7 separate regions of the Homo sapiens genome follow, and all the other regions are linked to region 4. The links are chromatin loops, found by intact Hi-C in ENCODE. Cell type or tissue: PC-9. All regions are shown on one strand.

Region 1 (4,000 bases), 250 kb after region 4:
CAGAAACCTTATTTAACCATATGAAAATATTTTCTTTATGTCATTATAAGTTTCTTTCTTTCTTTTTTTTTTTTTTTTTTTTGAGACGGAGTTTCGCTGTTTCTCCCAGGCTGGAAGTGCAGTAGTGCGATCTTGGCTCACTGCAGCCTCTACCTCCTGGGTTCAAGTGACCCTCCTGCCTCAGCTCCCGAGTAACTGGAATTACAGGCGCACCACACCATGCCTGGCTAATCTTTTGTATTTTTAGTAGAGACGGGGTTTCACCATGTTGCCCAGGCTGGTCTCGAACTCATGGACTCAAGTGATCCGCCCGCCTTGGCCTCCCAAAGTGCTGGGATTACAGGTGTGAGCTACCACGCCCAGCTATAAGCTTCTTCCTATAAAATTTTTTATTTTTTACCTTTTAAACTTTCTTGTTAAAAGCTAAGACACAAATACCACATTAGCCCAGGCCTACACAGGATCAGGATCATCAGTGTCACTGTCTTCCGCCTCCACATCTTGTCCCACTGGAGGGTCTTCAGGGGCACTAACATGCATGGAGCTGTCATCTCCCATGTTAACAATGCCTTCTTCTAGAATACTACCTGAAGGATTTGCCTGAGGCTGTCTTACAGTTAACTAATATTTTTAATAAATAGAAGGAGTATATTCTAAAACGATAAGAAAAAGTATAGTATAGTAAATACAAAAAACACTATCATTTATTATCATTTTCAGGTATTACATACTGTACATCCTTGTATGTGCTATACTTTTGTATGACTGGCAGTGCAGTAGGTTTGTTTACACCAGCATCACCACAAACACATGAGTAATGGCTCATGCTAGGACCTTAGGATGGCTATAAGTCACTGCACAACAGGAATTTTTCAGCCCCATTATAATCTTACATCGTATATGCAGTCCGCTGTTGACCAAAACAGCACATGACTGAGGCACATGACTGTACAGTAAATGTCATAGCTGATGAATTGAGGAAATGATTTGTAATGTTGTATTATTCTACTATCATCTCAGCATTTCTGTAGGTTTGAAATTTTTTTAAAAAACTAGAAAAAATAAAGTGACAGAGGAAAAAATTGGTAAGTTTAACAATGTTGTGTTTAGTATAGTCATTAAAACATGTCTTATTCAGAGTGAGGTGCCTGGTTTTTTTGACTTTTTATTCTTGAAACCTCAGTCTTTGTTAAGTAAGAGAAAGATAAGAGAAAGCCTTCTTCTTTTCTTCTTTTTTTTTTCTGTCTTTTGAGACAGGGTCTTGCTTTGTCGCCCAGGCTGGAGTGCAATGGTGTGATCTTGGTTCACTGCGACCTCTGCCCCCCCAGGTTCAAGCAATTCTTGTGCCTCAGCCTCCCGAGTAGCTGGGATTACAGGTGCCCGCCACCATGCTTGGCTAATCTTTGTATTTTTATTAGAGATGGAGTTTCACCATGTTGACCAGGCTGGTCTCAAACTCCTGACCTCAAGTGATTCGCCCGCCTCAGCCTCCCAAAGTGCTGGGATTACAGGCATGAGCCACCACACCTGGCCCAAGAGAAAGACTTCTTAAGTCTGTATTATCTTGTCAAGAAACAAATTGTATACTTATTTTATTTCTATTATCTTTGAGGCTACAGCTTGCATCAGACCAGCAATGAGCTTGTGTGCTGAAACAACAAATCTGAAACACGATTATGACTGCCATCACCTTGCAGTTAACCAATAGTAATGGAATTCCTTTCTGGATCACGAGGTCAAGAGTTCAAGACTAGCCTGACCAACATGGTGAGACCCTGTCTCTACTAAAAATACAAAAATTAGCTGGGCGTGGTGGCACGTGCCTGTAATCCCAGCTACTCAGGAGGCTGAGGCAGGAGAATCACTTGAACCCGGGAGATGGAGGTTGCAGTGAGCCAAGATCACGCCACTGAACTCCTGTCTGGGCAACAGAGTGAAACTCCATCACAAAAAAAAAAAAAAAAAAAAAATTCTCGTGAACTTAACCCTAACCACACAGTATTGAAGAGGGAATGTCTGCCCAACCACACTGCTTTGTATCTGCCTGAGAGGAAAATTCTCTGGATGTCGTGTTGAACTGGATGGGGAATCAGACAGAGCTGGAGTTTGTATTAGTCAGATTAATTGCATAAAATCTACCCTTAGTGGGAAGACTCTTAGGAGTAATTGAACCTAGACCTTGACATATGTAACCTCTGAAGCAGAGGGGCAAAGGCCAACACATAGCTCTGCAACACAATTGAGGCTATGTAATCCATCCCGACACTCATTCTGTAGAATACTCATTAGAATTCTCCAGACCTAAGGCCGCTGGCCATAGGTTAGCTAGTCAGTATTTTTATCTCTGAGGATGCCTGCTAGGATCCTGGGATTGGATTGCAGGGAATGTTACTTGTAGCTGGAATTCCAGGTACTCTCCCAGGAGTCTTGGTATTTTATATCGTTTTTAAAATCTTTGTTTCTGTACGTAGACACTGGGGGTCAGTATTTATTCATAAATGCCTCTGGATATTTATGACAAAAGATTGTTTCTAAAGAGGCTTGGAATTCCTTCCTCGGTGCGACTTCTTTCCCTGATTATTAACTATAGAGTTTACCCTATGTAACCATAAAATGTAAATATAAACATCATAGATGTCCATGGATCAGAATATGGGAAAGGGGCAGGCAGTTTTCCATCTAAAATACGAATGAATACCAAGTACTCGTTTGTTTCTAGACACTTGTTTGGCAATGTTGGTCCCACCAGTGCACCCAGATGTCTAGCCAGCATCTTGACAATCACCCTTGACTTTTCTTCTTCTGATGGTTATGAAGTCCTGCTGATTCCGTCACCTCTTACCTTGCAAATTCATCCCCTCTCCATCCCCACTGTTCTGCCTTGAGTTAAGCCCTCATCTTTTCTCTTTCAACATTTCAGCAGCCTTCTAGCTGATCCCCTTGCTTCCGCTTTTACTCTCCTCTAGTCCTCTCCAGACAGTCGTCAGGGTAATTCTTCAGACCTTCAGAGGTCCAGCACCCCTCCTAGGCTCTGCCTTTGCACCCGCTGTCCCCTTGGCCTTGAACTACCCTCCATCACCCACCCCACCTTGCCCTCTTTTCATTGCCTGCCTAATATCTGCTCATCTTTCAGGGTTCGTAACAGTCTCCTGTGGAGCCCTGTGATCGACTCTTGCTGGATCTGGCTTGTTCACTTGTCTGTTCGCTTCACTGGCAGGAGAACTGAATGGATTTAAGTCTGGGTGCCAGCCAAAGTCATGCAAACTTAAACTCCAGAATTCCCTAGAATTATCCACTTGGGGGGCCAAACTGCCCACTGTTTTAGATTTGTTCTTTAAAATATTTCTCGCAGCTGGGTTTTTGTTTTCTTTTTTTCTTCCTATTTTTTTTTTTCTTTTGGAGACAGAGTTTCACACTTGTCGCCCAGACTGGAGTGCAATGGCACAATGGCACGATCTCAGGTAACGGCACCCTCCACCTCCCAGGTTCAAGTGATTCTCCTGCCTCAGCCTCCCAAGTAACTGGGGTTACAGGCACGCACCACCATGCCCAGCTAATTTTTTGTATTTTTAGTAGAGACAGGGTTTCACCATGTCGGCCAGGCTGGTCTCGAACTCCTGACCTCAGGTGATCCACCCGCCTCGGCCTCCCAAAGTGCTGGGATTACAGGTGTAAACCACTGTGCCTGGCCTAAAATATTTCTCCTGGCTGGCATTTGATCTGACCTGTCTGTTCTCTGCGGCTGTCTTCCTACCATGCCAATACATGGAAGCAGAGGTGGAAATCCTACCACTGCCGGACAGGAAGGCAGGTGAGGCTAAGTAGCCTGTCAGCACCGAGCCCTTCTCCATAGGCAGCTGCTATAATGGTACAGAAACAGGTTACTTATGGAGTTGCAACCTGTTTTTAACCTGTAATTATAGAGTTAAATATAACCATATAAACATCTTGAAAATAAGTGGGAAAGATTCCCTAATGTTCCCATCCTAAGAACTATTTT
Region 2 (4,000 bases), 520 kb after region 4:
GAGGGATTATACATTTAATATCTGATTATTTATGAAATACTTAATGCATGCTATGTCCTATGAGGGAAAGAACAAAGCAAGGTGGCTGCCCTGATGGCTCTAATGACTGCCTCAAAGAAACAATTCAAGAATTACAAAAGTGAGCAGAGCAAAATGAGTAGAGAAAGGCCTTGTGGAGTAGGCAAGCTTTATTTATAAACTCTGAAATTTGAATTTTATGTAATTTTATTGTGCTTTTCTAATGTCATGAAATATTATTCTTCTTTTGATTTTTTTTTAACCGTTTAACAGTGTGAAAACCATTCTCAAGGCCAGGTGCGGTGGCTCACACCTGTAATGCCAGCACGTTGGGAGGCTGAGGCAGGTGTATCACCTGAGGTCAGGAGTTTGAAACCAACCTGGCCAACATGGTGAAACCTCGTCTCTACTAAAAATACAAAAATTAGCCAGGCAAAGTGGCAGGTGCCTGTAATCCCTACTCAGGAGCCTGAGACAGGAGAATCACTTGAACCTGGGAGGCAGAGGTTAGCTGGGCGCAGTGGCGCATGCCTGTAATCCCAGCTACTTGAGAGGCTGAGGCAGAAGAACTGCTTGAACCTGGGAGGCAGCAACAAAAGCAAAACTCCGTCTCAAAAAAAAAAAAAGAAAAGAAAAAGAAAACCATGTTCTCTCTTTCTACCTTCTTTAAAATCCCACCCAAGCCTTCCTTGAACAGTCTTGGTAACATGAAGAAAATAGTAGTCATCTAGACTTCCAAATTCTACTGTGGTTTTTTTTTTTTGTTTTTTTTTTTCAGGAGAAACTACAACCTACCCTACCCTCCTCTAATTATTTCTTCTCTACCAAATTTCTCAACGTACCTATTTCTCTGGTCTTTCCCTCAGCCAGATGCTGGCTTCCCATTTCATCTAGTACCCCCAGGAAGCCATTTATCTACTCCCTCTGATGGAGAGGCATTTGTCTGCAATTGATTAAAGTAGATGTATAAAAAAGGTCTAGGTTATTTTAAATTTCTATGTAAGAGAGACACATATTCAGGGGCAGACAGTCTATGCTTCCCTCCATGTATGTGCCTTGAAGAACTTGCTGTGACTCTGATTTTCAAGCTCAATTTCATATTCTACAATGTAATTGGGATAGCTATTGATACCCTTGGCCCTGCAACTTTTATAAGTGGTCACAAGTTAGCATTGTAGAATACCAATGGGAGGAAAAATATTTGCTATTTGACATCAAAATACTACCAACTACTGTATTTTTAAAAAATATCTCATGATTTCTATTCCTTGTTTGGGAAAGTCTGTACCTAGTTTTTCATCATTAAATTATGTTAGCAGTGACTGATTTTCATATGCAATAAAGAATAGATTTTAAGTAAATTAAATTCAAAGATTTTTTAATTTCTATTGCCTTTATTGGTTGGGGCAGGGTGTGGAGTAACGAGAGCACCAATTTTCTAAAACGAATGGTGTGCTTTTATTCCAAGTTTTATCGAGACAATACTGCCACCTCTTGGTCTTCAGAAGAACCAATTTCCCTTGTTAAATTCCTTAAACAGAACATTTAATATACAAATTCAGTACAAATTGTTTAGAGCCACTAAGTTAGGATATTTTCTAGCAGGAGTGCATCAGTAAACGGACAGTGCATCCTGACAAAATGTGCGAAATGCAATGATGAAGTCAGGCTATGTTAGCTATGATAGAAGCAAAAGGAGGAGTAGGAATCTGAGAATCTCGGTGATTTGAATAAATGCCATGGCCAAGGTTAGAAAGATGATCCCTGAGTCATAAAGATGCTGCAGGTGGGACAAAGAACAGTTCTCACCTCCGCTATCCCCTTCTGCAGTGCCTCTATCCTCCCACCACACTGAATTTTTCTTTATCCCCAGTCTCACCACGCTGCGTGCCTTGTGGCTCTCCAAATCTTTGTACATGTGCTTGCTTTGCCAGAAATGCCCTTTCCTGGCTAAGCCATGCACTTCCTTCCTCACTTTCATAAACTCATTTCTGAAACCATGTAAACCAGAAACTACTAATCTCAGCTCAAATATCAACACTACTGAAAAGCCTTCTCCACCTCCCCCAGATAGTTACTTCTTATACACACAGCATTTTTTTCTTTAATATTGTACCTACTGTTAATTTTTAAATATTTTATTTTATATACTTTACTAGTCTTCCCTACTAAATTCTGTGTTCCTTAAAGAATAAGACCTTGTCAGTCAGGCACAGTGGTTCACACCTGTAATCCCAGCACTTTGGGAGTCCAAGGTGGGCGAATCATGAGGTCAAGAGATCGAGGCCATCCTGGCCAACATGGTGAAATCCCATCTCTACTGAAAATACAAAAATTAGCTGGGCATGGTGGCGCGCATCTGTAGTCCCAGCTACTCGACGCTGAGGCAGAAGAATCACTTGAACCCGGGAGGTGGAGATTGCAGTGAGCCGAGATTCCACCACTGCACTCCATCCTGGCAACAGAGTGAGACTCTGTCTCAAAAAAGAAAAAGAAAAAGACCTTGTCTATCTTAGCTTGCTTAGGTTGCCATAACAAAATACCATAGACTGGATGGATTAAACAATAGAAATGTATTTCTCACAGTCCTGGAGGCTGGAAGTCCAAAATCAAGGTGCAAGCAGATTCAGTTTCTGGTGAGAGCCCTCTTCATGGCTTGCAGATGGCTGCCTTCTTACTGTGTCTTCACATGGAGGAAAGAGAGCAAGTGAGCTCTCTAGTGTGTCTTCCTGTAGGGATAACAATCCTGTAGGATCAGGGTTCCACCGCTCTGATCTCATTTAACCTTAATTACTTCCTTAGAGGCCCCATTTCCAAGTACAATCACATTGGGGGTTAGGGCCTCAACACATGCATTTTAGGGGGACACAGTTCGATCAATAGCACTATTTTATTTATTAGTATTCAATTTTATATAGAAGGTACTGAGTATATTATTTATTGGCTAATTGTTTGGCTGACAGGCTGGCAGGGATAAAAATAGGATAGATGGATGGATAGATGGATGGATGGATGGACGGACGGACGGATGGGTAATATTTATTAAAAGTGCCAGTGCATTGCATAGTTCTAAACTGTTTCACCTTACTCACCTGGGAATTTTTTCTACAGAAATATACTTCTAAGTTTATAATTAAAATCAGAAAAATAAGAGTTACTTTACAGATGTTTTATATATCCCATAAAGTCAGCACTACTTATAGTACTTTTTTGCATAGTTTTTTAAGTAAGAGTTTGCTTTTGTCTTTGTAGGAAATCATCAGAAAGAATGAAATGCTCTTACTAGTATCTATAAAACTGTTATTCAACTGATATTAGAGAGGAAGCATGTTTTCAAAAAAAAAAAACTCTGTGGTATTTATTAATTGCTCATGAATCCCAGACCAGTCTGGGTCAGAAAGAACCCCTCACATCTTGGAGAATTGTGTGTATCCCCTCAAAATTCATATGTTGAAATCCTAATCTGCAATATGATGGTATTAGGAGGTGGGATCTTTGGAAGACAATTAGGTCATGAGGGTGGAGGCCCCCTTAATGGGATTAGTGCCCTTGTAAGAAGAGACACAGAACCTTATTTGCTCCCTCTCTATTCTGCACTATATGAGGACACAGCAGGAAGGTGGCCATCTGCAAACCATGAAGAGAGGTCTCACCAGACCCCAACCATGCTGGCAACCTAATCTTAGACTTCCCAGTCTCCGGAACTGTGAGAAATGTTTGTTGTTTTAAGGCACCCAGTCTATGGTAATTTCTCACATTAACCAAGACTCACTGAGACAAGGGGCCACTCAAACATACTAGCCTAGGGCAACTAAAATCCAGTAGATTTCTTGACTGTCCTGAACAGGGAAGAAAATGGAACTTTTCAGCGTGCATGTGCTTTGGCACATGCAGTCATAAGCAAAGAAGGTATTTGCTCATGGTATTGATAGGTGATGGGTGGTAGAGGATATTTCTAGCCTGGAGTTGGGTGTGGCATGGA
Region 3 (4,000 bases), 82 kb after region 4:
GGAAATTCTGGTTTCTATGATTCACTTCAGGGGAGAATGAGGGGCAAGAGACAGGAGGGTAGGAGAAGATCTTGCTTCTGAGCCTGCTTTCAGGGCCTTCCAATTTCCTTTTTTTCAAAGTGCTAAACTTGAGATACAGTTTTCTGAGCCCCAACAATCTTTTTTCGGTGTATCACCCCAATGTTCCCTTGCTCAGCTGTCATGTGAAGACAAATATAGCCAGGTGGTTAAAAAAAAAAACACACTATGAGGTCCCTAATCACCTGAAGAAGAAATCTCAGGTCTGCCCACCTAAGGCCACACGAAGTGCTTCCCTCTTGTGAAGGCTGAAATCAGCAGGAATCTTCCCCTGTGGGGAGTGAGGTTGGCACAGGGAACAGGGTAAGTTTCTAGGCAGCATGTGTAGGTAGGGAAGGGGTGCTGACATCGCGGCCTCTCAAACATCAACATGAACAGGTATCACATGGGAATCTTGTGAAAATGTAGAGTCTGACTCAGAGGGTCTGGGGTGGGATCCGAAATTCTGCTTTTCTGTCAAGCTCCTAGGTGATGCCAATGCTGCCAGTCCTCTAAACATACTTTGAGAAGCCAAAGAGGGACATGGAATGGGAAATGATGAGGATTCAAAGACAAAGTTTTCCTTCATTGGGAAATTGCCTTGGTCCACCTCTGGACCTGGGCTTGAGTTCCAGATTGTGTTCTAAATGGACTTTAATTTTTTATGCCTATGTAGACTTGGTTAAACCTTGTTGCCTTTCTCTAGAAAGCATTTTCTCAGGGCAAGTTTTGTGACTTTCCTGGAAAGCCCAGGACATAGGTATGTGCTACCCTCTGCTGGTTAAAGTCTGACATGTACACAATCTGCCGCGGCCCCAGGCTTGATTTTGGATGGGGTTTCCCGATCACACCTGAAATTGTCAAGGCAGTTCCAGGCCAGGAAAGGGATTAGATTGACTCCTTCAATCTTCTAGGTTTGCTCTGTAACAAACCTTTATTTTGGTTTTTGTAGTTGTTGTTTTGTTTTTTTGTTTTGACATGGAGTATCGCTCTGTTGCCCAGGCTGGAGGGCAGTGGCGAGATCTTCGCTCACTGCAACCTCTGCCTCCCCAGTTCAAGCAATTTTCCCTGCCTCAGCTTCCTGAGTAGCTGGGATTACAGGCACCCGCCACGACACCCAGCTAATTTTTGTATTTTTAGTAGAGACGGGGTTTCACCATGTTGGCCAGGCTGGTCTCGAACTCCTGACCTCAAGTGATCCGCCTGCCTCGGCCTCCCAGAAGTGCTGGCGTTACAGGAGTGAGCCACCATACCCAGCCTTGTAACAAACCTTTAGATACACACATTTTCTGAGCTTCACCACAGTGGCGAGAACTTGCTTCTATTGCAAGTAATGGGTCTAGGGTGGATGGATCTAACGCAAATATCTAACACATCTTCAAACGATGTGTTAGAACTGTTAGGGCACTTGCAATCATCTAGTATTGGGTGTTTCAGAAATACTTCGAAGGTTTTTTTTGCCAAAGAGAAAATAAATAATATGTAGGCGGAAAAAGCATTTCACATTATTCTAGTATGCCACCCCTTTTCTCTACTGAGAACCACCACAGTATCATTTTTACACATGAAGAAACTGAGGCTCAAAGTGGCTAATGAATAGGTCACATTGATAGCAGAAAAGCTGGCACTAGGACCTAAGTCCTGGCACATGCTGCCTCCCTGGGATTCCCAGGTCATGTCCAATGCTGCCTCACTCTGTGTGAGATGGTGATGACACTCCTTCAAGACCAGGATGGGTGACTCTCCAGAGCTTTACCACCCTCTCCTGCCCAGTAAGTCAGCTTGGCAAAAGTAGCTTCTTTGGTCAGAAGGAGAAGAAAGAGGTGACAGCAGGGAAGACTACACCAATTATTTTTAATAGAAGTTCTGTAGGAGTAGACCCAACCGTGGTTCTTTCCAGCCCTAGTTTGACAAGGATGATGTTGGTAGTGACCCCCAAGAGACCCTAGAACTGGGAATTTAAGCCCCAGGAGTCTTCTTTTAGAGATCACTATGGAAGATAGGGATAAATGAGATGGTGGGTAGTGCCACCCCCATCCCCTTTGTAAATAATAAAACAATATCCTTCCAGTTTCCGTCTTAAAACAGAGAGGGACTCCAGCTGTGATCTGAATACAGCAGGTTTCTTTACGTAACCCAGTTAGTAGAAATTCATCATCAGACCACTAGGGGGAGTGTGGACTGATTATGGGGAAAAGCGCCAAGAAGAAAGCAAAAAACAACGTGGCTACAAGTAGCCACCAGGAAAAGAGGGTGGAGAGTGATAGATAGATAGATAGACAGATAGATGATAGATAGGTAGGTAGATAGATAGATAGATAGATAGATAGATAGATAGATAGATAGATAGATTTGTGGGGAAAAATCTAAGTGGACAATTCTGCTGTCTGTTCTTTACTGCCTGCTGTCCTCTGAAACAATTTTAAATCTTCAACACCTTCCCTTCAAGTTCAGCTGAGGATCACTTTGCATATTTCAAGACGTCAGACGCATCGTGAAAATAGACAAGTGCCACCTAGTTGTCCTACTGTCAATTCCACCACCTCCCTCCATCCTCTGCTGTTGTATACTCAAATGAAGGTTTCTTCCTGTTACAGAAGGAGGCATGACTGTGGTCCTACCCAGGACTTTCTAAGGGATGGGAGAGCAAGAAGAGTTTCGGTGCATCTATTCTCAGATGCTCACGGAGTCTGAGCTGGTGCCTTTTATACCCTGCTGGTCATACAGACATATTCTTGCCATACAATCAGCCCCAGTGCCAGACTTCTCTGTGTGTGTCGGGGCGGGGGGTGGGGGGATGTGTCGTGTCCATGCCAGGTGCAAGTCATGCATCTCATCTGGGAGTTACATTTCTGATTTCAGTTAGACAGTTCAGGTGATTTCAAGGCCTGCCAGAATGAACCCTAACAGCACAATCCACCCTAGACCCATGGTCAGCCTTTTTACGACAAAACAATTACTCTTAGTTTGACAGCAATGTCAAACTCTGCCTCTCTCCTCCACTTTATAAGGACCCATGTGATTACATCGGGCCCACCAGAATAATCCAGGATAATCCCCTCGTCTCAAAGTCAGCAGATTGGCAGGCTTAATTCCATCTGCAACCTTAATTCTCCTTTGCCATGTAACCTAATATATTCACAGGTGCCAGGGATTAGGGCATGAACATCTTTGTGGGGGGCATTATTTTGCCTACCACACCCTGTGTTATTTCTCATAAGAGTATAAACTTGAGGCTATATCTCTGTTATGTCTGGAGTGCACAGGATTCAAAATGTTTGGAGTACACAGTCAAACTCCTTTCCTCTGGGTATATGGCTTTAACAAATATTGCTTCCCAAGGAAAGAGGCTCTACAACAGGGCCCATCTATTCCCCATGGGAAACGCTCTAATGCTTTTCCAAATTTGTCCAATCACCATGAGTCACACTATAAAAAGAATGGTCAGCACTGAGTCATGGTGCTTAAGCCGTGGAAGAACATGTCGGTAGGTTGCTTTCTCTAATTAAACATTTTCATTGACTGGGTGGCTTATAAGTCTTCTGTGAGTATGTAACTTGAAATTCTGCTGTGAGATGCCCTGGTCATTGTGTTGGGGATATCTCAGACTCCATTTGAATTAAGACATCTAATAACCCAGCTGTGCTGGCATGCAGGCTCATTCCCATTTCCAGGTTTGGGCATGTCATCTTAGTAGCTGCTATAATTGTCAGTCCTGTACTGTCATGCCAGGTAACTTGTCATCTTTGTCCCTCATCCTGAAATAGGATGCTTCTAGTTTTTCTATTTATGTTAGGTCTTTTTCTTCAACATGTCTTTCCTTATTAAAAATGAATTCTGCCTGGTCAACGATTTCTAGCCCAGTTTCCAATCTTCCTAAAGCTCTCTTACTTTGGGTGGGCTGATGCTGTTTGAGCCACCAGACACATTGTTGCCATTGAGT
Region 4 (4,000 bases):
GCTTGGATTTGCTACCAGCTCAGCCTCTTTCTAGCTGTGTGATTGGGGCACGTTTTCCTCATTTTTAAAGTGAGGACAATAATAGAACCAACCTCAGAGGGCTGTTGTAAGACAATGTCTGTCCATAGCAAGTGATACACTAGTATTCGTTATTTTATTATATGCTATAATTATTTCATTTGAAGCTGATATATTTCATATTAGTTATTTTTTTCTGGTTGGATTTTAGGAGACAATCTAGTTTTATCAGTAGCATATTTACAGATAGGGTGTTTCTATGTTGATTCTTGTAAATTACATTGGCATTTTCTTATCTAATTCTTCAGTTTCCAGAATACCTGATATTTGAGAGGGGTGGCCATATGTTCCAGTTTACTCTTGTTATGCTAGTATCACTCTATCTATACTCAAATGTCCCTGTTTGGAAGAGAAATCCTGTGGTCCTCCTATTTGGAGAAGTGCAACCCTCTTACAGGGGGTCACTGTTACATTATATGGGCTGGGTCAGGAGGTGCAAAGCTGGCATAAAATCAAGGATAGTGTGTTTTCTTTTCATCATTTTTCATGCCAGGATCCCCTTGGCAAGCTGCGGAAGCTTTTGGAGCCCTTCTAAGAAAAATGTTTTTAAGTACATAAAATTAAACACACAAGATTACCAAGGAATTCTTTAGTTTTGAAAGACTGCTATCACAATATTTTTAAAAACCAAATTTGTAATATGATAATATATAGGCTTTTTATTAACGACTAAATAACAGGTCTAGTGACAGGTTTAATAACTCTGGTAATTTCAAAGTAGTGATGCACATAGATGACATCGTGAGATATTCCTAGTAACAGTAATGGGATATAGCAAGAGCTGTGACTTTCTATTTGTGACAAAGTTACAGGCCCCACTTCTGTTCTCTATATTCACGATAGAATGTAATATTTTCCATGTCCATGTTCACAGACCTCTCGGATTCAATCCAGACCTCTTGTGGGTGCCAGTTTAAGAACTGCTGCATGGGCCATGCACGGTGGCTCACACCTGTAATCCCAGCACTTTGGGAGGCCAAGGCGGGCAGATGGCTTGAGGTCAGGAGTTCAAGACCAGCCTGGCCAACATGGCGAAACCCCATCTCTACTAAAAATACAAAAATTAGCCGGGTGTGGTGGCAGGTGCCTATAATCCCAGCTACTCAGAAGGCTGAGGCAAGAGAATCGCTTGAACCTGGGAAGCGGAGGTGGCAGTGAGCCGATATAGCGCCACTGCACTCCAGGCTGGGCGACAGAGTGAGACTCTATCTCAAAAAATAAATAAATAAGAAAAGAACTGCTGCACAAGAGTGAATGTTTGAAGCAAGCAGGAGGGAGGCGAATTGCCCAAAGATCAGGAAGAAAAGAAAGAGGCTGGGATGGTCATAGATCTGCCGAGGAGCACAAGAAGTGAAGAGGAAAAATGACACGGAAGATGCCAGAATGTGGACTGATGGAAGTAAAAGGGCAGGAATGGTCTGACAGATGTCTCTGTTGACAGAGGATACCCCACCCAGAATACAGCCCGTCAGAAACGGGAATGTTCACAGTGGCCCAGAGCGCGGACTTTGAAGCCTGACACACCTAGGCGTGAACCCCCGCCCTGCTGCGTTTATCAGCACGTATTTTGCACAAGTCATTTAACTGCTGTGTCTTAGTTTGTCTTCTGTTTAGTGGGGATAATAATACATCCCTTACAAAATTGCTTTGAGCAGCAGTCTCCAACATTTTTGGCACCGGGAACTGGTTTTGTGGAAAACAATTTTTCCACAGACCTGGCGGTGGGGAGGTGGTTTCGGGATATTATTATTACATTTTAATACATAATGAGATAATTATACAACTCACCATAATGTAGAATCAGTGGGAGCCCTGAGCTTGTTTTCCTGCAACTAGACGGTCCCATCTGGGAGTGATGGGAGACAGTGATAGGTCATCAGGCGTTAGATTCTCATAAGGAGCGCGCAGCCTAGATCCCTCGCATGCGCAGTTCACAGTAGGGTTCATGCTCCTATGAGACGCTAATGCCGCTGCTGACCCGACAGGAAGCGGAGCTCAGGCGGTAATGCGAGAGGGGAGTGGCTGTAAAAACAGATGAAGCTCTGCTCGCTCGCCCATCGCACGCCTCCTGCTGTGCGGCCCCGTTCCTAACAGGCCATGGACTGGTACCGGTCTGTGGCCCCGGGAGTTGGGGACCCCTGGCTTTGAGGATTAAATGAGACAGTGTATGTAAAGGGCTTTTTACTGCACCTATTGGATTGTACCACTTCCATCAATAGCTCTGGCAACAGTATCATTGTCGTCGCTGTTACTAGGAAGGTCCACTTCCCAGCAGTAAGCAGGGCCTCCCACCAGGGATTACCAAAAATCATTGTTGACCATTTGTGGCCAGAAGGGGGAAGCATACACCACACTATAAGCTCAGGAGGCTAAGGACGGGGAGTGGCGAGTGTGGATGGGGACTTCCTTTTGCTCACACAGGCTGAACTCGATGACCGAGGCTTCCTTCGCCCCCTTTGCTTGGCCATGGTGCTCGGAAGCCTACCGGTCCTTGCTGTAGGACCAAGCGCACCCAGACTGCCTAGGCACTGTCAGGGATGTTCTGGTGAGGAAGGCAGGCCAGGGACCCGGCAGAGACCAGCTGGTGTATATCCCATTCTAGCCAAGCAGCATTTGAATCACATACATCGAGAGGGCAGGTGCTGGGGTCAGGGAAGAATTCTACCACACAGTAGTTGGAGCTACGTACTTCCTTCAACTCTTCATGTTATCTAACTTTTCACCTGCTTTCTTTTTGGTAGGAATATCATCTGCCCTCCACACAGTCCCAGGAACGAACAGGCTTTACACATGCTGTGCCCAACTTAGAAACATCTAACCTAGAATGGCCTGTTCTGTCCTCCCTCACCCCACCATGAAGAAATTATTGCCCAGCCTGGGCCACATTGTGAGACTCTACATTAAGAAAAAAAAAAGCCAGGTATGGTTGTGCACACTTGTAGTCCCAGCTACTTGGGAAGCTTACTGGGAGGATTGCTTGAGCTGGGGAAGTTGAGGCTGCAGTGAGCCATGATCGCATCACTGCACTCAAGTCTGGGTGACAGAGCAAGACCCTGTCTCAAAAAAAAAAAAAAAAAAAAAAGAGGAAGAAGAAGAAGAAATTATTGCCGTATTTCTCCCTGTACAGAAAATTATGCAAAGTTTTTCACCTAGAGCTACCCATACACACATAGAAAGAAATCTCCTCTACTTTCGTGGCAGAAAAATAACAAGTTGTAAGGACCAAGATCTTATCGTACTATCCTTTTGCAACCCTTCTGCAGGGACATCCAAGAAATAAGATGCAACTAAATAGGATGGTAGGAACATCGTACATGAAACATCATATATAAAGCTGTTTCTAAGGGAAAATGCTACCCTCTTCCAAGAAGCTACCCCATGACTAATTTGCAAATCTGCACCTTGGGGAATAGAACAACTTCATTGATTTATTTATTTTTGAGACAAAGTCTTGTCTCCCAGGCTGGAGTGCAATGGTGCAATCTTGGCTCACGGCAATCTCCGCCTTCCGAGTTCAAGCAATTCTCCTGCCTCAGCCTCCCGAGTGGCTGGGATTACAAGTGCCCACCACCACTCCTGGCTAATTTTGTGTTTTTAATAGAGACTAGGCTTCACCATGTTGGCCAGGCTGGTTTCAAACTCCTGACCTCAGGTGATCTGCCCTCCTTGTCCTCCCAAAATGCTGAGATTACAGGCATGAGCCACCGCGCCCAGCCAAATAATCTCTTTTTATATGTCCCTTAGCATGTGCCACAACACTAGGCATTTAACTAGGACTCCAAGAATACTTATTGAATGGTACTAAAATCTGGGAAATGGACAGAGAGAGTTCAAGAGATCCCACTTGGTTTTCCATGGAATGGATTTTAAGTTTTCTTAAAGTTTTTTAAAGAATCAGAACCCTTTTCACAAATGAAATCGT
Region 5 (4,000 bases), 100 kb after region 4:
TTGGGGTTATTTAGAGTCAAGCTTTCATCTGGGTCTTCAGAAAGTTGTAGTGGAGCGGTCTGCACCCCCACACACCTGAAGACATTTCAGGACTAACCTGGATGAAAAGGGAACTGACTTTTAGCTAGGATAGGACATAAGGACATAATCATAAAATAATTCACTTTCCTTCTTTTCTTTTGAAAAGTTTTGTAAAGTGTGTATCCTCCCAGAGATCCCCTGGCAAAGGAGACCCCAGTGAGGCCTTGGTTTGGAGAAACTGGGCCTTGTGGGGCAGCCTGTTGAAGGTGGCCTGGGGATAAGAGAATATGATGGTTGCTGAGAGTGGTGTAATTCCAGCTACTCGGGAGGTGGGAGGGTTGCTTGAACCTGGGAGTGTGAGGCCAGCCTGGGCAACACGGCAGGGCCCCATCTCTTAAAAAAAACACATATGTGATGAGCTTTTCTTTTGCCTTTCAGTCTCCTCTTGGCAAAGTGAAAGAAGCAGTGAAGGTGGCCATTGATGCAGGATATCGGCACATTGACTGTGCCTATGTCTATCAGAATGAACATGAAGTGGGGGAAGCCATCCAAGAGAAGATCCAAGAGAAGGCTGTGAAGCGGGAGGACCTGTTCATCGTCAGCAAGGTGCAATGGTGCATTTGGTGGGAGGCCTTCACTTCAAGGCAGGCAGAAGTATCTGGGTCGGGTTGGCAGCAAGAACTCTGTCAGCCTTTTCTACATGTACCCCTTTTCATCTCTGCCTTGATAACATCCGTGAATACAACACTATCCATACTCCAAGCCATTATTGATATTTGAACATGTCGTGGCTGCCCCACCTGCCTGTAGGTTGGTTTTCCCATAGTGGGCTTGGTTCCATGGAACCCTGCACTGCCCTGGGCCTCCCTGTTCCCCATCAGAGGGATCTACCATCTGCCCAGAGGCAATCAGAGGCCAAGGGTGCAGGCGGGTCTTGATCTGAAGCCTCCCTTTCAGCACTGTGATCTCAGTGACTGTGCCCCTGAGACTCTCAGCCAGGGGGAATTTTAGAAAATGGTAGGGGCATTTTTCTATTGTCACATATGAATTTCTTTATTCATTCTAGTAAAAGGTGAGGGATACAATGTTATAAAAAAGAAGAAGATGTTGGGTGTGAGAGGGCTGAGAATCACTGGATCTATATTATACATAACTTGCTGAAAAAAAATAACACTAGTTCTAGGTACTTGGAAAATGCATACATCTGGTAGGACAAATAGACCTCACTGTGTAGCAGCCAAGTCTGGATAAAGCCTTTGTAAAATTATCACTTGGGGCCTTATAGGCTTGATAAGGGACCTATCAGATAGGTCAGATAAAGGACCATCTGCTCCCAAAGGCCTAAGAATGCTTGACATTTAAAAGCTACACACAATTCCTGCTCTCAGAGAGCCTACAGCTGAGGAAGAGACTGAGACAGGTAAACAAATTTCAAATCTGTGGCCACATTTACTTCAATGATCTGAGACACGTATAGAGTACTAGGACAGTTGAAAAAGTCAATTGCTTTTAACACTTAAGACATGTCATTGAGGTGCTGAGCCCTGGTGATGTTCCACACTGTGTCGTGGATCTTAATCAGCTTTGTTACAAATGGCTTGTGGTGGGTTAGATGAGGATGCAAATCAAAAAGCAGGGACAATGAGTACAATGTGGCCCTTCCTTTTCCCAGTATTAATAGCTCATTGCTACACTCTTTGCAGTTGTGGCCCACTTTCTTTGAGAGACCCCTTGTGAGGAAAGCCTTTGAGAAGACCCTCAAGGACCTGAAGCTGAGCTATCTGGACGTCTATCTTATTCACTGGCCACAGGGATTCAAGGTTTAAGACACTCTCTTTCTCAGCCTCTAGTTTCTGAGCAGGTGCCAGAAAATAGTAGCTGCACCAGGGCTGTGGGGTGGTGTGGACTGGGGCAGGAGGCCTTGCATTTCATAATTGGGAATGGCAGGTGGTCAGGAAGAGACCTTGGAGAAGAAACACACTGGCCTGGAAGGGAGGTTGAGGCCATGTGTGCTGCTGAGGTGGCCACATGCCTGGGTTTTCTTGCAGTTATGTCTGAGAGAAGACATGATTTCTGGCAGCCCAGACAAGTTGCAACTGCCATATCACCTTTGTCTTGATTCCACGCCCCAGGGTTGCCCTCCCAGGAAATCTCTTGGGTTACTCTTGCATAACTATATTCCAGGGCATAATTATCTTATTAAGCAAAGTACACCTGGGAGTGGCATCTTGGAGAAAAGCCCAAGTATGGTGATGCTGGAAGGAAGCCAGTAGTGATCCAGGCACCCATTGCCTGGGGCTCTGCTCTTACCTGCTCCTGAGGGGTGGGAGAGACAAATTTCCAGCTCTCTCCCCTCCTGACCAACTGGAGTGATGATGGCCTGCCACCCCTAATTCCACGCCTCTTCTAGAGGCTGCAAGGATAGAAGTTGGCCAATATCTTCTCCAGAAAACCACAGCTTGGATATCTAATCCTTATCCAGTAATATTGAAATGAAAGTTTGCCCTTGGTTGTATATGGGATCTAGGTGTATGAGGTTAATGTCCATGGTGATAATGAACTTCTGGAATGTACTAGCAGCAAATCTTAAAGTCAAGCCAGTCGTTTCTAAAATATTAGTATGCTACAGTAGATACAGAGATTTTAATTAAACTCACATTCCTAAAGTATGTACTCCAGAACTTGAAAAAGTGGTATGCAGATGTGGTATTTAGCAAGAGTCAGGATCCTGAAACCTTGTTGAACAGAACCAAGTGTCCTGATGCAGATTCCAGTAAACTTTTCATTCTGTGTTCACAGTCTGGGGATGACCTTTTCCCCAAAGATGATAAAGGTAATGCCATCGGTGGAAAAGCAACGTTCTTGGATGCCTGGGAGGTAGGTTCCCAGCTTCCTCTAAGTGTGCTGGGAGAGAAATCTTCAGTTATCCATGAGATTCGCATGGATATGAATGAGGCCATGTGCCTGATGCTTTCTAATTTCATCATTGTGATTTTCTAGCTCTTCTAATATCTTCCTCATCACCTTTGGCTTTTGGGTACATCTGATACTATTTATATTTCAAGGCTAATAGTCTTCAAATAAGACTGGAAATACAATGTACCCCACTTTGGGGAATACACATGCTGTTCTCAAACCAGGGCGAGGCATTTGGAACAGGAGGTTTGGGCCTGGGTGTGCTCATAGCAGCTGAGTAACCTAGGGTCAGTTTTGTAACTCATGTAGGGCTCAGTTTTCTCTTCTTAAAAAGAAGTTGTATAATACATACTACCAATATATATCTTCCAGTGTGTGATAAAGATTAAGATGGTTTACATGCCAGGAACATTAGTCATAAAGCCCATTTAACCCTAGGAGACAGGGTTAACATCCCCATTTATAAATAATGACATTTGAAACCTAGATTGTTTGATGACTTGCCCAGGTCTTGTCACAATGTGTGTGGCAGAGCTGGGATTAGACCCAGACTCATCTGAATCACAAGTCCAACCACCAAAGCCATCAGCATGGTGCTTGGCAGGCAGTGAAGACACATCCAGAAATCAGGGAGCCTGAGTGCTCTGCTTCTCAGATCTAACCATGACCTGTTTCACGTCATTCACATTCAAAATGAATGAAGGGATGAACATTTTCTCTGGTCATTTTTTATTATTTATACCCTTTTGCAAATGCTAGTAGAGAATGAAGTGGAGGAATAAGTTATAAATGAACAGTGGCTTATGACTCCAAGAGTTAATCGTGTTATTTTGGTAGCTGTCTGTGTAGGTGTGCATGTAGTTGCGAGTTTGTATTGTGTTTTACAAGCAAAAATATATTATGTTTCAACTTTCTGAAATGCTTATAATTGACATGATTCAATGAAATGTAGCTTTTTCTGTGTATTGTTTGTTCAAAAGCATTAATCCACAAGCACAGCTTTTTGTTGTTTTTATTGTCTTAGACACTCTCACTCTGTCACCCAGGCTGGAGTGCAGTGGCA
Region 6 (4,000 bases), 120 kb after region 4:
GAGTTCTGTTAATTATTGTATTCCCCGCCTCAATAATATCTGGTGAATAAATAGATAGATGGAATGGATGGAACAATGGATGGACGAATGGATGGGTGGAGGGACGGAGGCATGGATGGATGGTTGGAAACATGGAAAGAAGGAAGGATGGATAGAAAGACAAATGGAAGGAGGGATGGGTGGAAGGATACATGGATTGGGGATGGATGAATGATGGATGGATGGATGGATGGATGGATGGATGAATGATGGATGGATGGATGGATGGATGGATGTGTGGGATATGATGAGGTTTCTCTTCAGATAACCTGATCAATCTTTTATTCTTTAATTCATAGTAATCCCTCCACCTTTTTTCCTTTTTCTCCTTTTTTCTCTTTTTTCCTTTGTTACATGCCCAGGCATGCCACAGTACCAGGTGGTATCTGTACCTGCTCACATTCCTTTCCTTATTTGGAAAGAGGACTAACTTTTTAGCTCATTACAGACACCCCTTCCCCTTTATTCTCTGCCTTTTTTACGTGCCCACCTTATCTAAAAAAAATCCAATGTTTAGCCAACCAGGATTAGTTTAGATTGTACGACCTGACCCTGGCCAATGGAGAAAGGGTACAGGGGCAGTACTTGTGTCAGGAGTAAAGGCTCTCGTGCCCCTTTTTCAGGTGTGCTCTCATGGCGACTGGACAAGGAGGCACCTCTCTGCGCAGAAGTAAAATTGCTTTGCTAAGAATCCTTTGTTCAAGTGTTCAATTTCCTTAAGATTTTGAGCGTTATTCCTAACAGTTCTGGAGCCCAACTTTGGGGCTCGAATCTTCTCCTTTGGGAAGGGGGCCTTCGGTCACCCCACCCGGAGGGGACGCATCCTACTGTCTAGTTACCGTGCCCCTAGGTTGAGGGAGATCAGGGCCCCCCCCCCGCTTTGTGACAAATAAGTCTGGATCTCAGCAAAGCGGGGAGGAGAAGCTTGCAAGACCGCAACAATAAGAGGACCAGGAAATTCTTGTGCATGGAATAAGGTAGGAGACTTGGCGAAGGTGACAAAGTATTTCCCAGGTGGTTGGGATAAGCTGGAGGCTGACAGTGTATGAATGGGACTTAGTATGGTGGTTATGTGGAGTGAGTGAGTCTTCTCTATGGCCTCATGCTGCCATCTGTCAACTAGAGTCAGGAACAGACAGAGTAGACAAAGAGGAAGGGGGAGGGTAGAAATCCAAACAGGTTGGGTTGGAGCCTTTCCCCAAAGCCTCAGTAAGCCTCCAGGAAGGGGGAGGGTAGAAATCTCACAGGAGGGGTTGGGCCTCCTCCCCATAATCCCTAAGATGGGGAACGTTTCAAGTAAGACAGGAAAACTAAAGAGTCTAGAGAGTGATGAATTTCCTTCTGATAGCCCCTTGGGGCTTATGCTAAAGTATTGAAAAAATAATAAGAGAACCAAGTATAAACAAAAACAGCAGATGATAGAATATTGTTGTTTTATTTAAGTTCGAGAACCCATCCTTAAGCCCTCACTTTTCTGGCCAAAATTTAAGTCTAATGAAGAGCGAATTTGTCAGCTGTTAATCAAATATGTTAACAGTAAGAGCCCTGTGTCCCAGGAAAAATCGATTACGCCCTCTGCTGGCGGCAGGGACCAGTTCTCCTTTACCCTTTAGACTCTGGAGGGAGAAAATCAGAAACCAACCTTTCTAAAAAGGAAAGAGTTCCCATGCCTAGACAACCCATACCTACCAAGACATGGGATCCTCTAAATCACCTTCCTTCCTTCAGCGCCCCCAATCCTGCCCCTTTGGTTCCCCTCTCAGGTCCCTCCGGCTGTGGTTTCAGGTTACTCCCCAGCTGTTTCAGGCCACGCCCCAGCCTGTGCTGTCCCTTCAGCTGAGGTTTCAAGTTACTCCCCAGCCGCTTCAGGCCACAACCCACCAAGTTAAAACTATATTAAATCAAAACGCAAGGAGGGAGATTACCAACTCAAAAATTTTAAAATATGAGGCTATCTTTCTGGGAAAAAGGTGATTTAATATTAAGTACTAATAATTCACTTTATTCAGCAGGCTCTTTAACGGGGGATCCAAACGTAAAACGAGAGAGCACGCGTGTTTAAATCGAATTAATTACCATACGAAAGTTCAACCAGACTTAGGAAAAACTCCCTTCAAGACAGGGTGGCACTTATTCATAGATGGAACCTCCCAGGTGATTAAAAGAAAGAGACATAATAGGTATTCAGTGATTAATGGAAAGACTGTTAAAAAAGTAAAATCAGGAAGGGGGTCTAATAATTGGTCTGTCCAAGGGTGTGAACTGTTTGCACTCAGCCAAGCTTTAGGACATTTACAAAACCAAGAAAATCTATCTATACTGACTCTAAGTATCCCTCTGGGGAGGCACACACATTTGGGAAAATTTGGATGGAGAGGGCTCTTATCAATAGTAGAGGCCAAGATTTAGTTCATAGAGAACTGATGCTCGTGTCCTCAACAATCTCCAATTGCCAGAAGAGATAGCTATTGTACATGTCCCAGGGCACCAAAACGACTCGCCTTTCACAAGTCCAGGAAATAATCTTGCAGATCAAATTGTGATACCCTATCTTGTTTTATCCTGATTGACTCTTTCTTAGCTGAGAGAGTCAATAGCTTGGGAGACTCAATTGAGAGTCAATATCGAGAGAGTCAATAGCTGAGAGAGTCTTAGCTTGGTTTCTTCGCTTGCAGCCCCTTGTCCCCCTCCTTAAGGACATAACTGGTGCAAGCTGACTCCAAGCACATCCAAGAATGCGCTTATTGATAAGATACTGAGGCAAGCTGTACCAGCAGCTCCTGGGAGCACACTTGGTTGGTGGTATCCAAAGCCCCTGCTTTTATCACTTTGGGATACTTTAAGCCCCTGCACCTGGAACTGTTTATTTTCCTGTAACTGTTTCTGTAACCATTTATCTTTTAATTTTTTCCTGTTCTGCTTCTGTAAAAAATTGCTTCAGCTAGACTCCCCCTCCCCTCTTTAGGCCAAGGTATAAAAAGAACTCTAGCCTCTTCTTCCGGACCGAGAGAATTTCAAGCTCTAGCTCTTTCTCAGTCGCCAGCAATAAAGGACTCCTGAATTAGTCTCAGAGTGTGGCATTCTCTCTATGACTTGCTCGGTTACGACATTTGGAAGCCCCAGAGAGATTCGCCACCGGGTGAAGACCTGACTCATTCCGGGCTTCCCCAGACAGACAGCTGGCTTACAGGGCCACCTGAAGACGTTCCAGGGCTCCACAGGCCACTGTCTTCTGGAGGGGAACGGATCGACTGCCGGTGCGCCCAGCCAAATTCAACTCCTGAGTCCTCAGTCTCTAGTCCCGGGAAGGTAAGTCAGATCTGACTCTGTCTCTCTGGGAGGGAAACGGCCCTGACGAAGGTCCTCCCTCAGACTCTGTCCATGCTCCAGGACACTGGAGGACAGAGTCCTGGTTTCTGTCAGGATTCTCTGTTAAGTCTAGTCTCTCTCTCTCTCTATCTCTTCTCCCTCTCTCATTCAGGTCTCCGGGAGATCTCTGTTTTAGAATGGGTATAAAAATTGTAATAAACTCTGAGTGAGTGAGTGAGTGAGTGAATGTGGAGTTCAAGGGCTTGCGCTTGAATTTCCAGTTTGTAGCTCCAGGGTGAAAGCTAGGGAATTCGAGAAGGCCCTCACCTGTGGTTCCGTGGTGACCTCATAAGGCTTAGGGCGGCATCAGGCATAGCTCGATCCAAGCCAGGGGTTTATACCAGCCTGCCAATGCCAAGAGGAGCCTAAGTCCCCGAAAGGGGAGCAGCCAGGAGGGCATCTGACTGATCCCATCACGGGACCCCCTCCCCTTGTCTGTCTATAAAAATTGCCATGCTTGTTTATATACCCCAGTGCCTATTGTCCTGTTTAGTGTCTGTCTAAATTTCATATGTCGGATCGTCGATACTGCCCAAAATGACTGGGCAAGGACTTCTTCAAGGTCCTTAGTACAGATTTTCTATCCCAGGAG
Region 7 (4,000 bases), 170 kb after region 4:
GTAATCCCAGCTACTCAGGAGGCTGAGGCAGGAGAATTGCTTGAACCAGGCGGCAGAGGTTGCAGTGAGCTGAGATCGCACCACTGCACTCCAGCCTGGGCGACAGAGCTAGACTCCGTCTTAAAAAAAAAAAATAACAAGAGAAAGACAGGAGGCTCCAGCTGAATCTTTTAGGCTGTCAGTACCTTAGTAGGGTCATTTTGAGACCAAGGTCCAGTCTACAGTTTTTGACATTTAAAAAATTATTTCTAAAAATGTATTTTTGTTAGTCCACTCAGGAATAATATCGGGGATGATCCATAATAATCTAGTCATTAAAAAACTGATAAATATAGTAGAATCTTACATAACTATTCAGAGAGATATATCCATCAAGCCGACTGAAACATATGTGCACCTGCCTGCTGGTCATATATGATCTTTTCAGTAGCCAGAAAACCTTTGAAAATGATTTGCATATCAGAAGAGTGATTATAATAAATAACTTAAGCCTGAGGCACTTACCATCTTGATTGATCCTAAGGACAGAGCACACTGCCATATGCCTGCAGCCCAGTGGGTAGATCCTCTTTTGATAGTTGTGGAGGGAGATTCTCATAAATTCTGGATGAATGATTCTTCCCTTTCAATATTCATTATCAGACATACAAGTCTTCCATCATCTCTGTATTTGGCAGTATGTGTAGTGGCTATGAGGCTTGTCTCTAGAGTAAGTATTTATCAAATGAAGGACTGAATACACAAACCACATGCCACCGGGATAGGATAAAGTCAGTTGAAGTTTAATGATGGGAGCATATTTTGCTGGAGTATAGTTTGAAAGCATTGCCTTTCCAGATAAAATTTGTAAAAGACGTCACCTCAGGCTCCTTCCTATGGTTTAGAAAACACTCCAGTTAGTAATGTTTGTAACATCTTTTGGGGGAGTAAGTTGATTCAGAGATGAGATACAGGATATCCATTTTTATTACTTTCTATTGAAGAGGGTGGAATTTCTATCTTCTCCATCCGACTGGGTACACCTACCCGGAAAGACTCTGTAGCTCCTATGCTCTTTCTACAGTAGAGAAGGGCTTCAGAGAGGACAGGATGGATGACCTCAGCCCCCCAGATAAAGGAGGATGTGAGCTCAACTGCTGCAGTTGGGGAAGCTGAAATGTGGTAAGGGATTTCAGGGAGTGGGGAAGGCTTAGAATACTTCCATGAGGAATCCCCTAAGAAGTTCATGAAGAATGAAAGTTGAACATTGAAGTCACCACTGAGGTTACATATCACATATTTAGAATTAAGTCACTGTGCAGACTTTTGTAATTTTCTGCCAAGCACCTGGCTGCCCAGAGAAAGAGAGATAAGAAGGTTGATTTTTTTTTTGTCTTTTTTCTTGTTTCCTTTTTGTGGAGAACAGGGTCTCGCTATATTGCCCAGGCAGGTCTCGAACTCCTGGGCTTAAGCTATCCTCCCGCCTCTTGTCTCCCTGAGAGCTGGGATTACAGGCGTGAGCCACCATGCCTGGCCAAGAAGTTTGATTTTATCTAGTGCTGGGAATTGCCTAAGTACAAAGGATTCCAGGAGGCCTAGTGACATTAACTGATCTTTAAATAGAAAATCGTTAAGGGTTGTTTAGCAGGAAATGTTTCAAAGCAGGGGAAAGGCTACCCATGTAGACAGATAGGAGATGATTATAGACAATTAACCTGAGAGTAACCTGTCATCTCCCCAATGGCTGAGGTCTCACCATTTCTCTGGTTTACACTTGCATGGGGCTTAAGATCTTCTTGGCCCCAGCTGACTGACCTCCCTGTATTATTTGCTATTGTTTGTTTAATTCCACTATTGTCTTACCCCTTCAAACTTCAGGCTTTCATTATAAATATTAATAATCTGACTTGGTGCCCAAGCTGGGGGACAGTCTAGTTGGGGCTCTGCTGCCACCTAGTGGTCTTTAGTCGCTTCGCATGTCTATGGTGTCTAGGCTACGAAGGGGGCAAGTGAAACCAAGAGACGGCTTGAATAGAAGCATTCAAGGGGTCTGGAGTTCACGACGAGGGTAAACAGAAAAAATTATGAGGTACCAGGAAGACAGAAGAATAATAGTTTGTAGTCTAGAAGAATTTCAGAGTTTGAGATCTTGATGATGGAGGAGTACTAGGGAGGATAATACCAAAGAAGTGGCTATGGTTGGGTGTGGCTGAAAAAGACTGAAGAAGATTAAAGTTGAAGGTCAAGGAGTTCAGGGTCAGTTTGTTGCAAGGGCCATTTACATTCTCCACTTAGAGGTGAGTGTCCCTGTGTTAGGGTCCACGTTTCGGTAATACGTATTTTTTATCTTCCACACTTCCCAATACAGTGTCAGCAAAATGTTGGTGGAATTGACTTGAGTGTTGAAGAAAAAAATCACTCACGATGATTGTAGGGGATGGAGTGATGATTATAACTTTGGACTTGCTGATCTATACTTTTAGATGAGAATGGCTTCAAATAGGCGGCTTTCTCAAGCCAGGCAGCTATTTTCACTCTTTCAGTGACTGCCCCAACGTATCTCCACTGGACAAATCTCCTCATTCCTGGTATTTTACAGTTTGTTGTGATTCCTTCTAAGGCAGGAGAATATCCTGGATGTTGCTGTGTGCTCATTGTCTGAAATGAGCACACCACATGTAGCAGTGCCCTTCTTACCTTTCCTGCCATTGATTCTCCATGTGAACTTTCTGTAAGCAAGATGTTCATCCAGGAGTTCTCCAAAGCCTACCTTCTTTTCACTCCTTTCTGAGTTTGTAAAAAATTTTGGGAGTCAGTTACTCTACTTTCCCATACTACTTCAGGAAATTTGGAATTCCTGCACATCTGTTTCCTGGGTAAGTTGGCTCTTGATTGCACTGTTTTCAGTCAGCTGGGTCTTTGGCCAACCCAGAGTATTCCTTTGTTAATTCCCACAAGCTAGAGGATTTCTAGAGATTTTTTTTCATTCCTTATTCTGTGGACTCTTTATTTCTTCTCACCCTAAATCATCTGCTTGCCTCACCCCTGCCCCACTCTGATTTAACTCCCATGTGGCTCATTAGCTCCAAGCCAGTTTGCAGCGACTCCCAGGCTCTCAGCTGCCTGAAGGATTGGCTGCCATAATGGACACTTTGATGACTATTCTGGTTGTCTCTTGATTCTTAGGACATCTTTGTAGGCCAGCCTATCTATAAGATGACTTCCTTCTTTGTCAGCTATAATAATGGATATTGATTTTTTCCTAATTTTTCATTATAGGAATTTTGAACATATAGAAAGTTAGAGGGAATAGTGTATTGAATGTAGTGTACATATCACTCAGCTTTAGTATCATTTACGGACAATATTATTTCATCTGTACTTTTTTACTTCCCTGATTATTTTGAAACAAATCCTAAACATCATATCCTTTTATCTGTCAATGACAGTGCATAGCTTTAAAAAATAAGAACACTTATTGTGTCTCACCTAAAAATTAGCAAAATTTAGCAAACAAATTTCCAAAGTCATTCAGACTAGAATAATAGTGGTTGAGAGTAGCTCTTCTTGTTTAGAAAAATTTTAGTTTCAGCCTGAGCAAAAACCAAAAAATCACAATTAAGCTTTACCACTGCTAAGCCATTAAATTCTTGTTGATAGGGCAATTCAGGATATTCAGCTTCTATTTTTGACAAAAAAATCATAGAACTGCAGATGTTTACACCACAAAAGTGAATAAGGTCCATTTTGGACATGACCTGTTCAATAACATATGATAGAATCAAACATGTTATGCAAAGTACCTACTGATGAATGATTACAGGTTTTAACATCTTACTTTTTCACAAGCTTTTAAATGAGTCCATGTAACCCTTTGTCTGCTTCACACAAATTTTTACCACCGTGTAGCACATCTTAGCAGATTCTACTTCAGATTATACTGAATTAGAAATTTTACCAACTTCTTTGAAAATATTATTCTCACTTGTAGTTATTCCATACAGACTATTCATAGAACCTA

The links. A loop is a pair of places that touch in the nucleus more often than their neighbours do. Peaks named below come from ENCODE experiments on the same cell type or tissue, not always from the same donor. Only the 100,000 strongest peaks of a DNase experiment are listed, where the experiment ranks them.
Region 1: it touches region 4 in a loop (6-fold over the local background); 2 of 110 quality-filtered maps call a loop at or near these places.
Region 2: a loop joins it to region 4, with 14 times the contacts of the local background. A loop is called at or near these places in 24 of 110 quality-filtered maps.
Region 3: a loop joins it to region 4, with 14 times the contacts of the local background. A loop is called at or near these places in 97 of 110 quality-filtered maps.
Region 5: a loop joins it to region 4, with 7 times the contacts of the local background. A loop is called at or near these places in 52 of 110 quality-filtered maps.
Region 6: it touches region 4 in a loop (9-fold over the local background); 54 of 110 quality-filtered maps call a loop at or near these places.
Region 7: it touches region 4 in a loop (12-fold over the local background); 96 of 110 quality-filtered maps call a loop at or near these places.

Annotation. Positions count from the first base shown.
Region 1 is chr7:134,684,559-134,688,558 of GRCh38, forward strand. All of the region lies in intron 1 of LOC124901750 (a long non-coding RNA gene), which reads right to left. Among named protein-coding and RNA genes, the nearest start is that of BPGM, 40 kb to the left of the region's middle. In PC-9, a CTCF peak has its summit at 2,468 (motif pointing right); a DNase peak (open chromatin) is centred at 863.
Region 2 is chr7:134,952,888-134,956,887 of GRCh38, forward strand. The region is part of intron 9 of CALD1 (caldesmon 1); the gene reads left to right. Among named protein-coding and RNA genes, the nearest start is that of AGBL3, 32 kb to the right of the region's middle. In PC-9, CTCF peaks have their summits at 1,514 (motif pointing left) and 1,716; no DNase peak of the experiment used is centred here.
Region 3 is chr7:134,512,542-134,516,541 of GRCh38, forward strand. No RefSeq gene overlaps it. Among named protein-coding and RNA genes, the nearest start is that of AKR1B10, 13 kb to the right of the region's middle. In PC-9, CTCF peaks have their summits at 830 (motif pointing left), 1,031, 2,227 and 2,428; DNase peaks (open chromatin) are centred at 820, 2,220 and 3,490; H3K4me3 peaks cover 1,246 bases; H3K27ac peaks cover 3,537 bases.
Region 4 is chr7:134,430,448-134,434,447 of GRCh38, forward strand. It overlaps LINC03060 (long intergenic non-protein coding RNA 3060), which reads right to left and starts at 1,973. Exons shown (of 3, transcript NR_183392.1): 1 at 1,867-1,973. In PC-9, CTCF peaks have their summits at 2,370 (motif pointing right) and 2,574; DNase peaks (open chromatin) are centred at 2,064 and 2,404; H3K4me3 peaks cover 1,905 bases; H3K27ac peaks cover 1,894 bases.
Region 5 is chr7:134,530,184-134,534,183 of GRCh38, forward strand. AKR1B10 (aldo-keto reductase family 1 member B10) reads left to right here. Exons shown (of 10, transcript NM_020299.5): 2 at 460-627; 3 at 1,725-1,841; 4 at 2,821-2,898. Among named protein-coding and RNA genes, the nearest start is that of AKR1B10, 4.6 kb to the left of the region's middle. In PC-9, no CTCF peak of the experiment used is centred here; DNase peaks (open chromatin) are centred at 2,178 and 3,348; H3K4me3 peaks cover 4,000 bases; H3K27ac peaks cover 4,000 bases.
Region 6 is chr7:134,545,902-134,549,901 of GRCh38, forward strand. It overlaps AKR1B15 (aldo-keto reductase family 1 member B15), which reads left to right and starts at 3,209. Exons shown (of 12, transcript NM_001080538.3): 1 at 3,209-3,348. LOC105375520 (a long non-coding RNA gene) reads right to left here. Exons shown (of 3, transcript XR_928005.3): 3 at 1,456-4,000. RefSeq lists an enhancer at 3,220-3,279. In PC-9, CTCF peaks have their summits at 1,635 (motif pointing left) and 1,852; DNase peaks (open chromatin) are centred at 1,850, 3,160 and 3,660; H3K4me3 peaks cover 1,675 bases; H3K27ac peaks cover 3,078 bases.
Region 7 is chr7:134,604,579-134,608,578 of GRCh38, forward strand. No RefSeq gene overlaps it. Among named protein-coding and RNA genes, the nearest start is that of BPGM, 40 kb to the right of the region's middle. In PC-9, CTCF peaks have their summits at 1,937 (motif pointing left) and 2,137; a DNase peak (open chromatin) is centred at 1,613; H3K27ac peaks cover 1,981 bases.